Linked DNA regions of Homo sapiens: region 2 is linked to region 1. A link is a loop called in an ENCODE intact Hi-C map of the cell type or tissue named here. Cell type or tissue: natural killer cell. All regions are shown on one strand. Each heading gives the region's core, and the rest is flanking DNA. Links, peaks and the distances in the headings are about the cores only. Region 1 overlaps KIF2A (kinesin family member 2A). Region 2 has its middle 21 kb from the start of KIF2A.

Region 1 (2,927 bases), core at 247-2,746:
ATATTTTGGAGCAAAAATTTTTTTGTGAAATTATAGCAATGTTTCAGTTTGAGTTTAAAATTCTGGGCAGATGATAATTTGTCAGATGTTACAGAAGAATGTGTTGGGCTCCTTGATTCTTTGAATTAAAAAGTCTGTGTTTCTAAACCAAGAGATGACATGTATCAATATGTTTGAGTCATTTTTCTGGACTCTCATCTGTACATTGTCCTATTTTAGTTTTGGTAAAGCAGCTCATTAAGTAAAGCTCACGTAGTTGTTATAGGCATGCTTTGTCACTGTGTACCTTTTATGTGTGTGTGGTGAAGTTATACATAAAAAAAGTTTAATATTAGTACTCTAAAAAAGAAAACTATACTTCTACAGCTCATCTTTTCTTTTCAGCACGTAGAAAATCTAATTGTGTGAAAGAAGTAGAAAAACTGCAAGAAAAACGAGAGAAAAGGAGATTGCAACAGCAAGAACTTAGAGAAAAAAGAGCCCAGGTTCGTAACATAAACATATATTTTGTTTATGTACCAACCAGAGATTAGATTATATCAGTGAAGGTGATTGATGTGAACAAAATAATTAAGGCATTTTTTTTGAAGAATTTTAAGAATTCCTTAAATTGATATTGAGGAATAATATAAACTCTTGTGCAAATAAGTTACCGTAACACATTTTTACTGCATTGTTCTTTTCATGTTTTATTGGTATGTGTTAACGCTAAAATTTGTTCCATTAAGAAAAAGCCATTGTGTTACAGAATTCTAATGTGTATGGTGTAACATTTAAGAATTTTTATTTTAAAAAGACCTAAAAATACATTGGGAAAAATACCCAGTTAAAGTGCATGATTAAACTATAAATTTTATTATTGTTTTTCTATGGTTAGTAAGTTCACATGTCTTAGTGAAAGGGGGGAAATTCCTTGGATTTTCATTTATGCCACATATGAAGAGTGGATCTCTATTGTGTCCCCCTCAGGGTCCCTTCAGATGGTAGCAAGACTGTTTAATAGCAGTGGGAAAATTGCATAGAAAACTGGTCTTTTACTCTTCTACAGGTCTTTACATATTAGACATTTTGTTATTATACATAACTGCACCATTGTGCTTGTATGGCATCTATTACATTTTCAGAACTACTTTTCTCTAATAAAACATCAAGATTATTTATTTAATAGTATGTTCAAATGCCCTTAATCATGTTAAACTACCAGTTCAGATGTTGTGTTGTGGAATTGTGGACCTAGTATTATATCCAACCTGAATGAATCAGCTTTTATCTGAAAGTGACCTGAGAATGACCAGTTGGGTTTTGAAATGAATAATAAAACATATTATCTACTAATACTTAGCATAGATGCCACCTGGTGTTTCCTGTGGGTACTTCATAATACTTACACATCTCTCTGTGATCTCTTAATTCTCACTTCACAGTCTGCTTCTCAGTTGACATAGGTGGTATTATTTCCTAGAAGAAGGTTAATTGAAAGTAAGTTTCAGTAACAGTTTGTAATTTAGTTGCATTCAAAACAAATCTGAATATGATGTATAAAAAAATGTGACTTCTTAGAATGATTAATAATTTATTGTTCAAGGCTAGGAAAGACTGTTGACTATTGCTATTTGTATCTTAATCTGAATTTCTGTTTTGAAGCCAAATAAATTGTAGTTGGCATTCAAAAATTTGAATTTTAAAGTTTTTTTAAAATGATCTTGGCTTCTGATTCCTTTAAGTTCTATGTTCTGTTGATTTGGGGCAGTTTTGTCATTACTTAGTATTTTTTAGAAGGTCAGCAAAAATAGAAAATGAAGACAAATGAATCTGTATTTATACTTTGCTGAAACACTGGATTAAATTAGAAGATGAATCTGATTAAATGAATTTTCCTAGAATTTCAGCTTTTCTAGAGTTATTTGCCAGTGGTAACATGAGCATTATTTCTCTGTTGCTGCATTTTATAGGATAATTAAGGTATATGTATAACAGATGGATTTTTGAAATAGGTGAAGGGTAACTTCAATGAAGAGTCCTTAATTTGGAGTTAACAGAATGCATACCGACTAAGAGAATTGTGTTTGTAAAACACAATTTTACAAACACAAAGTGGTTCAGAGCTTATTATGAAACCACAACTGTGAAACTATATAATATCGTCAGTTTAAGTTTAGGCTTGGTTATGACAAATGGCACAATTTAATTTTAATTTTCAAACCAAATATAAATGTAACAAATACATTATTATATTTATAATGGTGAATTCTCTCTGTCTTCTAATAGGACGTTGATGCTACAAACCCAAATTATGAAATTATGTGTATGATCAGAGACTTTAGAGGAAGTTTGGATTATAGACCATTAACAACAGCAGATCCTGTAAGATTCTTTGTAAACCATTATTCTGGAACTTTTTATGCTTCAAATAAAAACGTGTTTGACACTTGCTAAATTCATATTGTGTTCAGCTATGTAGTTTTTCCTTTCCTTGTGGGTGCTCATTCCCCATATTTTAAGAAGAAAATCAAGAAATTATCCACATTAATGCTTATTTTCCATAATTTGGTATATGAGATATGCTCCCTATAGAGATGTCCTTCTCGAAGCAAAACCTCCCTGTCTTTGGGAGGGCAAAGCAACACTTAAAGGAGTGATAGCAGAAGACTCACTTTCCTTTCTGACTGTGAGTTATACTTTGATCTCAGTTCCAAGCTTATCTTTGTCTTGGGCTGTAGATCCCACCATCATTTCTAATTTACTATTGGTAATTTGTTAGTTTTAAATGTTATTCTGGCTTTTAACAATAAGTGATGGTTGTTGAGGGCTGCAGTGGACCAGAAATCTAGAACTGGAAAAAATCCTCTGCTGTTATTACTCAACTCCTTTGCTGTTGATGAATGAGAATTCATTGGACAGGGAGTGCCTTTTTTTTTTTTTTTTTG
Region 2 (2,927 bases), core at 228-2,727, 69 kb before region 1:
GATGTAATGTGCCAAGAAGTAACACAGAGGTGCAGTCACGTATTAACAAGGGAGTTTTTAACATTCTGGCTAGCAACAGACACCTATTTTTTCCCCAACACTCATCCTCCAATTTTTCTAGAAATTTCTCTTTTATCTTCCCCATCTTTACCATAGTATTCCTTTTCTTCACCCAAGAGAGATGAATGTCATGTGATCTATTCTGTCTCTGCTCTGGCTACAAAGACTAGGAAACGAATGCAAGCTGTGCAAATTAGAGTGCCTTGATATCTAGCCCCCAAAATTAACCCCAAAGATTCTCACCTCCTGTTATTCATACACTTATGTAGTCTCTTCCTACACTGAATGGGTCTGCCCTATGTAACTATCAGGATATTAAGGAAAAACAGAGTATGACTTCAATGTCTAAGTCATAGAAGATGCTATAGTTTCCACCTTGCTCCTTTGGGTCATTCACTCTAGGGAAAGCCAGATGCCATGTCACGAGAGTCCTCAAGCAACCATATGGAAGTGTCACATGGCATGGAACTGAGGTCTCTTGGAAACAACCTTCATTAACTTACCAGAATTGTGAGTGAGTATAGTTGGAAATGGATCCTCCAGCCTAGTTAATCCTTTAGATGACTGCAGCTCCAGCTGACATCTGAACTGCAACTTCATTTGAGACACCCCCTTCAAGACAGAACCATCCAGCTAAGCTGTTCCTAAATTCATTTTGCACAAAAACTGTGTAATATAACAAATGTTTATTGTTGTTTAAAGCTGCTAAGTTTGGGCATAATTTATTACACAAGAACAGGTAATTAATATCATAGCCCTTTGGAACTAATTTTTCCAAGAATGGGCAAATAACCTGTTAGGGCAATGAGTAATTTCCCCCAAATTTTTTGATGGGCTATCACAGAGAACATAAAGATAGTTTCTTTGATAGCTACACATATAAGATGTCAAACTTCGATGCTTCCTGTGACCATGTTTCCACCAGGTGGAGAAAGCCAGTCTAAAGTGAAAGAGAATGAAGTTGACACAGAGAGAAACAGAATGGCAGAGAGAAAGCCATTAGGGTGTTGGGGTCCTTCATTCTAACTATTCCTGAGACTCTGCTGGATCTTGCTTTTTCTTTGGGTATTTGACCCTTCTTCAGAGTCCTCCATCCAGATGCCATTGCCTCAAGGCCTTTGTATGTCCTGGTCATCTCTCCTTTTTTTCTCTTGGCCCAATCCTTCACTTTAGTTGGTGTGCAAATGTCATCTCACTGGCTGCACACAGTGGTTCACACCTGTAATCCCAGCACTTTCAGAGGCTGAGGCAGGAAGATCACTTAAGCCCTAGAAGTCTAGGCAGTAATGAGCTGTGACCATGCCACTGAACTCCAGCCTACGTGACAGAGACTCTGTCTCAAAAAAGAAAAAAAAAAAGTCATATCACCAATGAGATCTGACCACCCTGCCTAAAATAGATTATCCAGTGTGTGGTAGTTTTGTAATGTGTCAACCTGCGTAGGTGGAACATTTCCTAGAATTCATTTTCTGGTATGCTTCTAGTTAGAGTGGGTCACAAGGAAGATTCTTGAGAAATTTGGAGGGTGGTAGGGAAACGGTGGCCATTTTGTAGCTCACACCTACATTATTGCTGATCTGCTGACTCACTTCATTGGTGTGAAGCAGTAGCAGGGCTTGTGCCTGCAGTTGCTCTAACTTCCCCTGGATTTTCCCTCAGCTCCTCCCACCCCCGCCAGGTCGCTGGGCTGAGGAGCCCTCACTTTTACAGGATATCCTCATCACAAAGGCCAGAGGCAATAAGAATAAACATGGGTTTCCATCTGTCCTTGTCCACTTGTCCTTTCACATATATGAAATTCTAATAAGATTTTGAAAGATAAATAGGTTTTCATCAGATGGAAGAGAATTGGGTGAGAAAAATGCATCAAGCTAAGAAACAAGCAGATTAAAAGACAAAGAAGTGTGAAATGATTCATGAGGAAACATGTTTTTCCTAGAACACAAATTGCAGAGGTAGTGGTAAGATGAAAAATTAAAGAGGTAATATAAACCAAATGCTGAAATGTGTTATATACCCTAAAAAGGAGTTTCAACTTAATCTTATGAGTAAACATTTACAAAAATTTTTTGTGCATAATAATTCCTTTCTAGAAATAAAAGTTAAAAATGCATCTCCAGAGACTCTGATTCATTAAATCTGTGATATGGCCTAGAAAACTGTATTTTTAATATGTCATCCAAATGATTCTGGTCAAAGGCAATCTAAGATCACACTTTGATAAACATCATAGAACAATGGGGAGCCCCTGGAGAGTTTTAAGCAGGAGTGTCACCTGATAAGATCTGAATTTCCAAAAGATAACTTTAGATGCAGTTTAACAAAATGGATTTCAGGAAGGTAAATCTGGATATAGAGAGATATATTAGGAGATTTTTTTTTGGTGTAATAATCCAAATGAGAAGTAATGGCAGCCTTAATTAAGGCAGTAGAAATAGCAAGAAGATTATGGAGAGAAGTAATATTTAGGAAGGGTGAAGGGAGGAGGAGAATCCAAGATGAATCCCCAAATTTTTATTTGAGTAATTAGATAAATTATAAAATAGAAAATGTAGACAGAAACACAGATTCTGAGGTTGGAATGTATTTTTTAAGTGATGAGTTCAGTATGATGGATTTTAAGTTCAATATGCCTGTATGCTATTTCAGGCAAGATGCATAGTAGACACACATACGTTACATATGGATTGTTACTCAGGAACATTTTTTCTCTACATTTGATATTTTCATGCTGTGAGACCTCTGTTAGAGCAACACTTCAGTTCTCCTTTTTCCTCCTCATTCACTACTTTCCACAGAGGACAGAGGCAACTGGTAGGTGAATTTGGAGGAAATGATCGAGGCATGTGTGGCTTGACCCATTTTTT

What was found. Peaks named below come from ENCODE experiments on the same cell type or tissue, not always from the same donor. Only the 100,000 strongest peaks of a DNase experiment are listed, where the experiment ranks them.
Region 2: it touches region 1 in a loop (2.7-fold over the local background); 7 of 110 quality-filtered maps call a loop at or near these places.

The regions. Positions count from the first base shown.
Region 1 is chr5:62,352,891-62,355,817 of GRCh38, forward strand. It overlaps KIF2A (kinesin family member 2A), which reads left to right. Exons shown (of 21, transcript NM_001098511.3): 6 at 385-485; 7 at 2,269-2,364. Among named protein-coding and RNA genes, the nearest start is that of KIF2A, 48 kb to the left of the region's middle. In natural killer cell, for the core only: CTCF peaks have their summits at 1,341 and 1,549; a DNase peak (open chromatin) is centred at 1,361.
Region 2 is chr5:62,284,105-62,287,031 of GRCh38, forward strand. No RefSeq gene overlaps it. Among named protein-coding and RNA genes, the nearest start is that of KIF2A, 21 kb to the right of the region's middle. RefSeq lists enhancers at 1,153-1,252, 1,363-1,642. In natural killer cell, for the core only: no CTCF peak of the experiment used is centred there; DNase peaks (open chromatin) are centred at 997 and 1,687.